Linked DNA regions of Mus musculus: region 2 is linked to region 1. The links are chromatin contacts, found by Hi-C or POLR2A ChIA-PET in ENCODE. All regions are on one chromosome and are shown on one strand. Each heading gives the region's core, a stretch centred on a gene start or an enhancer-like site at or near the end of the contact. The rest is flanking DNA. Distances are from core to core; before and after follow the strand shown.

Region 1 (5,143 bases), core at 1,352-3,851:
CGGAATTTTTCCATGACAATTTTTGTTCTTTTCTTCATAATATTCCTTCAAGGAATCTGTTCAGCTTCTATGCTCTCTATGAGTGCTCTGTAAGGAAGGTAATTAAAACTTGTTTTCTTCACTCGGAAATTAGCATAAGCCTTATGTTCAGTCTTATTGTGTGTGCTCAGTAAATGCCTACTGAGAAAGATAGGTATCAAGGTTATGAGGTATGAGGTTCCTTTTGTCATCTATCAGAGAATTATCTAAACCCACTTCATACCTTCCATAGCTATTTTTCTTAGTTTGTTCATTGATTCACATACAGGTGACTCAGAAAAGCAGCATCCTACTTTTAAGGCTAGGACTGGAGATTTTGAGTCCTGGTCCAGGAAAGACCTTTGAGAAAGCATGAGCAATACTCTGTTATACGGGGGCTCATTAGCAGAGTAAATATGTAGGATTTATTATGTGCCATAAACTGTGTTAAGCATTTTCAAGGATTATCTCATTTAAGCCTCACAAAACCTGATGAAATTCTACTACTAGAATTATTAGCCACATTTAGCCTATGAAAACACTGAAAATAGGAGAGGTTCTATCTACCTTGCCTCAGGTAACACAGACTCCAGAGAGTGTAGGTGACCTCTAGGCCTCAATTATAGACAGAGGCAGCTGATAGGTTTGAGTCCTGAGTCAAAGGCTTGGTGATTAAAAACACCTATGGGAGGCTTACTACAGGCATTCATGTTGGGATGCAGGGCCCTATCCCTTAAAGACATACAGTTTATGGTAGTGCCAAGAGCCCCATAGGAAACCTAATGCAAATTATGAGGTCTCAAAATACATACAAATACAAAATTCTGCAAACCCTGAAAGAGTTCAAAGACCCCTTTACTCTCAACCCTTCACTATTAAGTTGGTAGCATACTAGACAGCCCCCTTAGGTGGAAGCCTCAACCACACAGCTAAAGGAACCAAGAGCCAACACAATGGGCATATTAAGGCAGTCTGCCTGAGGGAGGACTAGGGGATCTGCTTATAATTAGTGGGAAGAGGGAAAAGAATACCTGGAGGGCAGGTTAGGTGCCAAACAGAGTTTTACCTGGGACAAGAAAAAAAAAAAAAGCCAGCAGGACAAGACATCTTTACTAACCACCTGAATCAGACAGAGCTCAAAGGAAAATGGTTTTTTTTTCCTTCTCCATTTAGGGATTTGGAATACTGGAAAGGGGTGAAGGGTCATAAGGTATAGCCCCCCCCCCCCCCAAGTCCTGATACAATGTCATCAGCTCCAGCAAACCTGTGGCTTGACCTTACCCTCAAGCAAAGACAGCTAAATCGAATAAGCTCAAATTCTCAAGCTGCTACCTGCTAGCAGGAGAGGAACGTTAGAATTCCTCTGCGCCACATTTCACAGCTTCTACCTGTCTCTCTTTCCTCCCCACCCTTGTGTGGTAAATGATTAGGGGCTCCAGGATCCATGCCAACATACTAGAAACATGCATAACGACACACATCTGACTTTTTACAAAAGCTGTGCCATTTTCTTACATGACCCAGGATGGTTCACTCAGAATTACATGCCATGAAGACCTAAGCCCAGAGGTAAGAATGTTTAAAAAAAAATCTTCATTTTATTTCCCAGGTGTTTTGTTATTGTTATTTTAAGAACTGCGAGGTTTTTAGGAAGCCATCTATCCTATCTCTTCCAGTATACATGGAAACAGGTTCAAAGGCACGGACTCCCATGCAGCAAACCCGCCTAGCACAGCCAGGGTGCCTCAGAGAGCACGTTGGGTGGGAGGGCGTTTAATTATTGAATGGCCCTCGGAAGAACATCAACCTCTTAGGCTCTCATTCGCCAGACCCCATTTATCCGTACCCCAAGTTTGACTCGGGGTGCTCCTGACGCAGAGGCTATGGATCACACTGCTCCCCACACCGGAGTCGCTGGGCTGGGCGCTGCCCGGCCTTCCCCTCCTCCCCCGACGGGCCGCAGCCAGTGCTCGGCTAGCCCAGGCCGCCCACCCTGGCGAAGCCGCCGCCAGCGCCACCCCTCCCCGTCCAGGCCCGCGGCACGCTGGGCAGGCCTCTACGGGACTGCGGGCACCTAGCCCGGGCCGACTCGCTACGTGACCTTGGGGCAGGCAGGGCAGGTCGCCGCCGGGTGTCCGTGCCTCAGTGTCTCCGCTCTGCGAAATGGGAGAGCCGCGTCAGCACCGCGCCCAGGCCGGGAGCCGTTCCGCGGGGCCGAGCTCTGCGGAAAACGTGCCGCTGGCCACCCCGACGGACGCAGCGCCGGCTCCGCAGCCAGGGAGCGAGCGCGCCGCCCGCGCCCCACCTCGGGCCGCGTGTCCGGGAGCCGTGCGGCCGCGCAGCCTCGCACGGACGGCCGCCGCTCCCGCCCGCCCCGGCCGTCCTCCCCCCCAGGGGGCGCGCGAGCCCGCCAGGGCGCCCCCTCCCCGCTAACGTCGCCGCGCCCGGCCCTTACCGAGACCCCAGGCCGGGCCACCGAGCCCGGAGCACGCAGGCTGTCCCCGGGGCCCCGAGGCCGCGCGTCCGTGCGCGCGCGGGCTGCCCTCCCCCGAGCCGGGGCCGCCTCGGCCATGGCCCCGCGCCGCCCGGCCCGCGCCGTGCGAGTCCCCGCCGCCGCCGCCGCCGCCGCGCGCAGCCCCACGCAGGCCCGGCGCCGTGGGCGGGCTGGCAGTGCGGCGCGGCCTGGCCTCACCCGCCGGGGCTGCGCGGCCGTCGGGCCCCGGCCTGCTCGGGGCTGTGCTCGGCGGGCGGGCGCGGGCGGCGGTGGCGGCGGTGGCGGCGTCGGAGCGCGGCTGTGCGGGCTGCGCCCGGGCGGCGAGCTGGGCCCCAGCGCTCTGCGGCCGCCCCCGGCGCGCTCGCCCGCCCCGAGCGGCCGACGCTGCGACCCCGGCTGCGGCCCGGGTCCCGGCTGCGAGCTGCGCGGCCGTCCCGGCGCCTCTTCAGCAGGGGAGCTGCACCGCAGCTGCCATGTTGCTACAAACTGCATCCTGGGAGGCATGTCCCTCTCAGGCGTTTCAAGAGGAGCGCTCGGAGGCTCGTCGGAGGCGGCCGGAACCCAGACAGCTCCATCTACAGCCGGTAGGAGCGAACAGTGAGGCGCGGGCCGCCTCGGCGCCGGACACGCCCTGAGCCCGTCGCGGCTCCCGGTCCCTCGCGGCTCACCTGGCGTCTTGGCGGCCCGGCGCCCTCGGGCCAGGCCGCGGCGGGCAGCGGCGGGCAGCGGCGGCGGCGGAGGCGGCGGAGCGGAATCCCGGGCGCGCGGCGCGCTGGGTCTGGAGGCGGGCCGATGGGCTCCGACAGCCTTCCGCCCGCGGCCGCCTGCGCGTCTCAAACCCAGAACCCGGTCGTTGGCTTTCAAAACCTGCGCTCACAAAGGGATCGGAGAGAGCCGTCACACCACAGAAAGCCGGAGTTCATGTGACCAGCGCAGTGCAGCCCGGGTTCCAGGGACGCGGGCTGTGGATCCAAGGGGAGCGAGGGGTGGGGGTGGGAGTGCTTTGTGAAAAGCCTCAGTGTTGTTTTCGGCCAGAAAGGACAGAATTCCTGGAATCTTTGAGGGCACGGGTTGGAAGGGGCTAGACGGGCTACTTAGGAGGAAACTGAGGCCGAGCCGGGAGTGGCTTGCTGATCCCAAGTTGCAGTTTTCGCCCCCTTGTACTCTTTCCAACCATGAGAGAGAACCCTCTTTCCTGGACAGGTTCAGTGAATCGCACGTTTACTGAATTTGCAGGAGCTGCCAAGATTTGGGAATGGAATGAAAAAAGAAAAATAAGTCTGAGCAGGTGTCCTGGTTACAGTTAGGGATGAATGAACCCCAACTGGAACCTAGAGGAAAAGCCAGAATAATTTTTTCACTTCATAGAACCCCGGGGGTGTCTGGGTTGGAGCTTGTCTTAGAAGGCAACCGGGCAATATGAAGCTCTCAGTAAAAAAACGGAGACCACCAGGCCAAGGACATCTCATTTATTCGTGAAGTGTCACGTGCTCCCCCCCAATATGTCTATGAATTGCGTATCATGTGTGCATACACAGGCAGTGCACACTACTGGCTTTCCTATTCTTGAAGTTTTACATAAGTTGTATTTATTCAGCCCATATCCTGTTGCAACTTTTTGTTATCTGGGTGGATACAGTATGTGTAAACAAGTCTATCTACCTGGTCTATTCATTCTAACCCCTATATAGTATTTCATTATCCTTCGGGGGAAATGAATCCAAACCTGCTGCCAGGATGCCACATATACATCACAGACATACATAGCGCATTGTGCTGTTCACCAGCTCTAGAATAGAGTATCTTCAACTTTCCCAGGCTTTAACTGCTCAGCAGAGACGGTGCCCACATACCCTACCACCATGCATAACTTCCTGTTTTCATGTCCTGGCCAACATTTCCTGGTAAGGGACTTAGAAAGTTTGTCAAAAAGTTGAGAAATGCAACTCCTTATTCTTATTGACATATATTTATGTTGCCATCATTAAAGAAGTTGATTGCTTTTTAAAATCTGCTGCAGTAATGTTAGTTTTCTTACCCTGCAAGGCTCTCTTCATAGTCTGTACCTGCGCTGTTGGATAGCTTTTCTTCCATTGGTTTATAGTGTTTTATAAAAAACACACTCTGGTTATTAATCCTATCACCCACCAAACATTTTTTCTGTGGGGGGGGGTGTTTGTTTTGTTTTGTTTTGTTTTTTTGTTTTTCGAGACAGGGTTTCTCTGTATTGCCCTGGTTGTCTTGGAGCTCACTTTGTAGACCAGGCTGGCCTCGAACTCAGAAATCCACCTGCCTCTGCCTCCTGAATGCTGGGATTAAAGGCGTGTGCCACCACACCCGGCTAACCACCAAACATTTACTGTAACAACTGATGCAGTTGCAGTTATTATTTACTTAATGCATTACTGAGACTGGGAATTGAACTAGGGCTTCTTGCATGCTAGAGTACAGCTGTACCACTGAGCTACAGCCCCAGCCCTTTTTTTTAATTTATTTACATGTATTTATTTACTTATTTATGTGTGAGTTGTGGGGGTGGGGTGTGGTCATCCATACGCTATGAGCGCCTGTAGAGATCGGAGGGCAACTTCAAGGTTCTCCCCTTTCAACATGTGAATTCCTGGGATTGAG
Region 2 (5,143 bases), core at 1,459-3,958, 38 kb after region 1:
AAACACACAGTGCACTTTTGCAAAATAAACAATGACTTAGCATTGCTGGGCTGTTTTAGTGGATGAACGATACACTGCAGATTTACTAGAGCCCAGCCTGCACTCCTGTCACAATCGCACAGGAACTGCATGATGATGACCCAGCAAAAACTCCAGCTGCTCAATTGAGAGGTACAAACAAGGAGGTTGCTCAACTGCTTTTTTAAAAAAGCATTTCATGTCCCCACTTAACAGACAGATAAGCTCAATGGCTAATTCCCCTTCCTCTGGGACAATCTGATTTGGTCCTTTCTTAATTGCCCCTCCCCCATGAGCTAAAATTACCATTACTGCCAATTTTAACCAATCAAAGAACTGAGTATTTTGCTTGGTTTTTGTGATGAAGTCTCACATAGCCTTGGCTGCTCTAGAACTAAGTGGCAGAGGATGGCTTTGAACCCTTGGTTTTCCTTGCCTTTACCACCCAAGTTCTGGGGTGACAAGTGTGTTGCTATGCCTGGCACTGAGTTGGACTCTTTATACCACCTGAACTTCCTTTAAGGTAAGAATCATTCTCAGACATGAGCTGTCCTGAGATCAGGGATAAACTATAATCTGGTGAGGAAGGCAGATAGTCATACTTTTCACATGTGCAACAACAATCATAAGACTGATGCATCCCTGTCATTGGGAGTGGCATAGAGGCTTTAGTGACTACCTACTGGGGATAAAGAACACATTTGGGTAGGGAATGGGAGGAGCTCTTCCATGTACATCTAAGGTGCAACCCACAGGGTAGATCAGAGATCCTGTCATGGGCGCCATTTCTGGTCAGTGCCTGAAGATGGATGTTTCTTATATTCTAGAAGAATATTCTTGAACAAAAAAGATTGGTGACTGTTTGCAAACAAACAAACAAACAAACAAACAACAACAAAAACAAAACAAAACAAAAAACCAAAAAAACCAAGTTCTAGAAACTAGTGTGGACTCATCTGAGTTGCTGAGAACCAGAAAATGGGAAGACATGAGAAAATGGGGACATGAGAGCTTGACCAGAGGCAGAAAAGCTTGCCTGGGTGGTGCTCAAGAGTTCCTCAGGCTGTACAGAAGGAAGGACACTGGCTCTGACTGGGGACGTTCAGTGGGTCTCAGATGGGTTCTGACTGGCAGAACTGTTAGAGGGAGCAAGTGCTGTGGAGGACACTTCTGGTCCCTTACTCCTCAGGACCAGCCCTGACTGGGATTGCCCCAGACTAGAGTCTATTTCAGACGTATCCTTGTACTTTGCCACCCATTCTCTCTGCTGCAATCTGTGTGTTACACAAAGACATTTGCACAAACATCTATCTTGTTGATGTCATTCTTGTTTAATTTTTTTTTTTAAATGGGGTCCATGGTCTTTGACCTGTGTAGTTGGAAGTAGGGGTTGTGCTCTACTGAAGCCTAGCACCTTGCTAACTTAAAGCGAAGGTGGGATAGTCAATTGCCAAACAGCTAGGGAAGCCAGTACTCTGAGACCGGAGTCACTGATGCCAATTCCTTCAACTCTTTCCTACCCATATGACGAAGCCCAGGCCTTCCCAGCCCCTTCCATTTCTGCAGCCTCATATCCAAAACCATATCTCCAGGCTTGTGGACCAGTTTTGCACTGTCCTGTGTCTGGCCCTTGCCTCTCTTTGCCCAAGCCCTAGAAACCCTAGCTAACTCAACTCACAGAAGCACAGATTACCTGGCTGGGCGGGAGGAGCACCAGAGTCTGCTAAGCACCTGCATTCGAACCTCCACCAGGTTGGCTACGACCTCTTTCTGTTCGACCATAAGGCTACTCGTGTACCTGGACTGCTTTCCTTATTACAGACATTGAACTGTGAGAGCACTGTCTTCCCACACTTTTCTCGCTGAGATTCTTGGCAAGTTAACTTCGTTGGGCCTTCAGCTTTTCTTTTGTATGAAATAATAACTATAATAGTTACTACCCCACAGGTTTGCAGTGCAGACAAAATCATGCCTAAACCGGGCTGAGTGCAGCGCCAGCCTGGCTGGACAAATACGAGCAGTCCTCGCGTGCCGCCTGAGGAGGGTTGGGCACATAGTGGGTGCTCACTGTCTACAGAATCGACGTCGGACACCTCCCAGGTGCCACCAGGCCGCTGGGGGGAGCTGGGAGAGGGAAGCACCGGCCCGGCGCTGAGGAAGGAGCCCGGCCCGGGGACGCGCAGACCGGGAACTTGGCGCAGGTCGGCCTCCCGGGCGCGGACGGCCGTTCCCTGCGCTCGGCTCCACCCGGTCCGGTAGGCCCCGGAGGACCTCGCGGCCGCCCGCCGCAGCCACAGGACCCGCAGGCCCGGTCTGGCCCGGAAGCCCTCCTGGGGCCTGCGGCACAGTGTGCTGGGCCCCGGCCTTCCGGGGCCCGAGGCCGCGCAGGCCAAGCGCGCGGGCCGCCCTTACCGGAGCCGCGGCCGCCTCGGCCATGGCCCTGCGCTGTCCTGCTCGGCGCGAAGGAAGTCGACGCCGCGGCGCGCGGCCCCACGCAGGCCCGGCTGCCGGGTCCTCTCCGCCGGCAGCGCCGCCCGGGCCTGCCGCTACCTTCCCCGCCGCGCTCCTCGCAGGCCGGCCTGCTGCCGCTCCGCCCGCAGCCGCACCGCCGCCGTCAGCGCCCGGCCGCTCCACACTGCATCCTGGGAGCCGGTGCCGCGGCCAGGCCGACGAAGGCCCGTGAGGCTTCCTGGAGGCAGCGCGGCGGCACAGCTCCACCTGCAGCTCGAGCGGCGAACGGCAGCGCCGGCACCCGCTTGCCGCCGCGCTTGGCCCCGCCCTCCTCACGAGGCCCCGCCTCGGCCCGACCTCCGACCACGCCCCCGCATATCGCCACGCCCCCCGCGGCGCCAGTGCTCACCAGCGATGTGCCACCTGGTTTGGCGGTATAAAACTTGGGGGTACGGCCTCGGCAGGCAGTGCGCACCCCGGCACGGTCACTTCCGCAGCTGTCCAGCTGTAGCACGCCTATTTTTGCCTTGAAATGGAATGAATGCTTCCAACAATAGAAATATGGCTTGATAAGTCACAGTAGGTTCTCTGTAGGATTATGTATGTGTGTTATAATAAACATTTTAATGACACAAAAAATGTGGGGTTTCTATAGTATGTATACTATAATAAACATTTTAATGACATGAAAAATGGGTTAAAATGCCATCGTTTAAAATCTTTTTGAATGCAGTTGGAGATACAGTTCAACGGCTAAAAGTACTTGCTGTTCTTGCAGAGGGCTGGGTTTCAGTTCCCAGCATCTCACCACAAGCTGTAGTTACCGCAGATCCAACGCCCTCTTGTGATATATCAGGTAAGCGTGGAAAGATGTTGAACGAGAGTAGTCCGGAACTACTTCATTTTGGCGTTAAAATGCGTAACAAATGTATAACAAGATGTGTGTTATCATGTGTATTATTCATGTTCATACAGTGTTCATATAAAAGGTTATGTCTAACAAAGTTTAGGTAGGTTTGGAAGCATGTCCATTAACGTAGTGCCAGTAGACCCCAGACCCCTAATTTTTTTCAATTCATATTTTTGTTTTTTAATAACAAGGAAAGGAAGAAAAAAGTCAAAATGTAAAATTTCTCCAGAAGCCTAGTGTGGAGCCCCGTGTGGCAAAGAAGATGTATTGCCATTCAGAATTGCCTTCCATGCCACCCCCTAGCAGGAGCCTGCAAGACCAGTGCCTGAGATCTTTTTGTTGTTGCCATTCGTTATTTATTTTATGATTTACTTTTATTTTTGATTATGTATATGCACACATATGTATGCAAATATGTGTACGCGTGTGCAGGAGGTCAGGGGTCTCAGGTTCTGGGAGCAACCTGGGAACTGAAGTTTTGTTCTTACTCTTAATAACTGACCCTCCTTCCCCAGCTCCCTGACTGTGCTGGCTAACTTTATGTTAACACAAGCTATAGTCATTTGAGAGAGGGGAATCCTTTTTTTAAAAAATATTTTTATTAGGTATTTTCCCTCAATTAAATTTCCAATGCTATCCCAAAAGTCCCCCATACCCACCCACTCCCACTTTTTGGCCCTGGCGTTCCCCTGTACTGGGGCATATAAAGTTTGCATGTCCAATGGGCCTCTCTTTCCACTGATGGCCGACTAGGCCATCTTTTGATACATATGCAGCTAGAGTCAAGAGCTCCGGGGTACTGGTTAGTTCATAATGTTGTTGCACCTATAGGGTTGCAGAACCCCTTAGCTCCTTGGATACGTTCTCTAGCTCCTCCACTGGGGGCCCTGTGATCCATCCAATAGCTGACTGTGAGCACATCCACTTATGTGTTTGCTAGGCCCCAGCATAGTCTCACAAGAGACAGCTATATCGGGGTCCTTTCAGCAAAATCTTGCTAGTGTATGCAATGGTGTCATCGTTTGGAGGCTGATTATGGGATGGATCCCTGGATATGGCAGTCTCTAGATGGTCCATCTTTTTGTCTCAGCTCCAAATTTTGTCTCTGTAACTCCTTCCATGGGTGTTTTGTTCCCAATTCTAAGAAGGGGCAAAGTGTCCACACTTTGGTCTTCGTTCTTCTTGAGTTTCATGTGTTTTGCAAATTGTATCTTATAGAGAGAGGGGAATCCTAACTGAGAAAAACAAATGCCTCCATGGCCTTGACATCAGCACCAACCTTCAGGTTTCTGCCCTGCTTGTGTTCCTGAACTACTTTCTTCAATGGTGAATGATGCTTTGAAGTGTAAGGAGGAGAAACCCTTTCTTCCCCCAAGTTCTTCTCATGGTGTGTTGCATTGTGGCAAGAGAAACCCTAAGTCACGGACTGAGATCTTAACACTTCCTTTATCCTCTCCTCAGCCTGCGTGGTCTGTAGGGGTGTGAGAAGGGATGGAGCCATTAGAATACATCCTTCTTATTGTGTAAAAATTGAATTTACCCTGGGGACTGCCCTGGGTGAGCACTTATTCTTAATATTTGAGGAGGCTGGTTCCCCAAATCTAATTTTCTTCTTTTCCTGCTAGCTCAGCTGTGTTCTGAGATCTCCAAAGTCTTGGGATTGCCTCTCAAAATAATTACCCGGATCCCCTGACATAGAGTCTGTTCTTCAAAGGATGAAGTCCACTCTTACCCTTACTACAGGGGACAGCTCTGGCATCTGCC

The links. Hi-C counts contacts between places; a loop is a spot of excess contacts on that map. ChIA-PET counts read pairs that join two places held with the same protein, here RNA polymerase II (POLR2A).
Region 2: a loop to region 1 is called in a map of heart, with 4 times the contacts of the local background. The contact joins the promoter of Zfp746 here to the promoter of Zfp777 in region 1. A Hi-C loop is called at or near these places in 11 of 37 maps with a recorded cell type or tissue (heart, left cerebral cortex and v-Abl transformed pro-B cells). POLR2A ChIA-PET finds 5 or more read pairs at or near these places in 1 of 5 experiments (Patski).

The regions. Positions count from the first base shown.
Region 1 is chr6:48,045,513-48,050,655 of GRCm38, forward strand. It overlaps Zfp777 (zinc finger protein 777), which reads right to left and starts at 2,602. Exons shown (of 6, transcript NM_001081382.1): 1 at 2,474-2,602. The coding sequence starts at 2,590.
Region 2 is chr6:48,083,885-48,089,027 of GRCm38, forward strand. Zfp746 (zinc finger protein 746) reads right to left here and starts at 2,709. Exons shown (of 7, transcript NM_001163475.1): 1 at 2,431-2,709. The coding sequence starts at 2,454.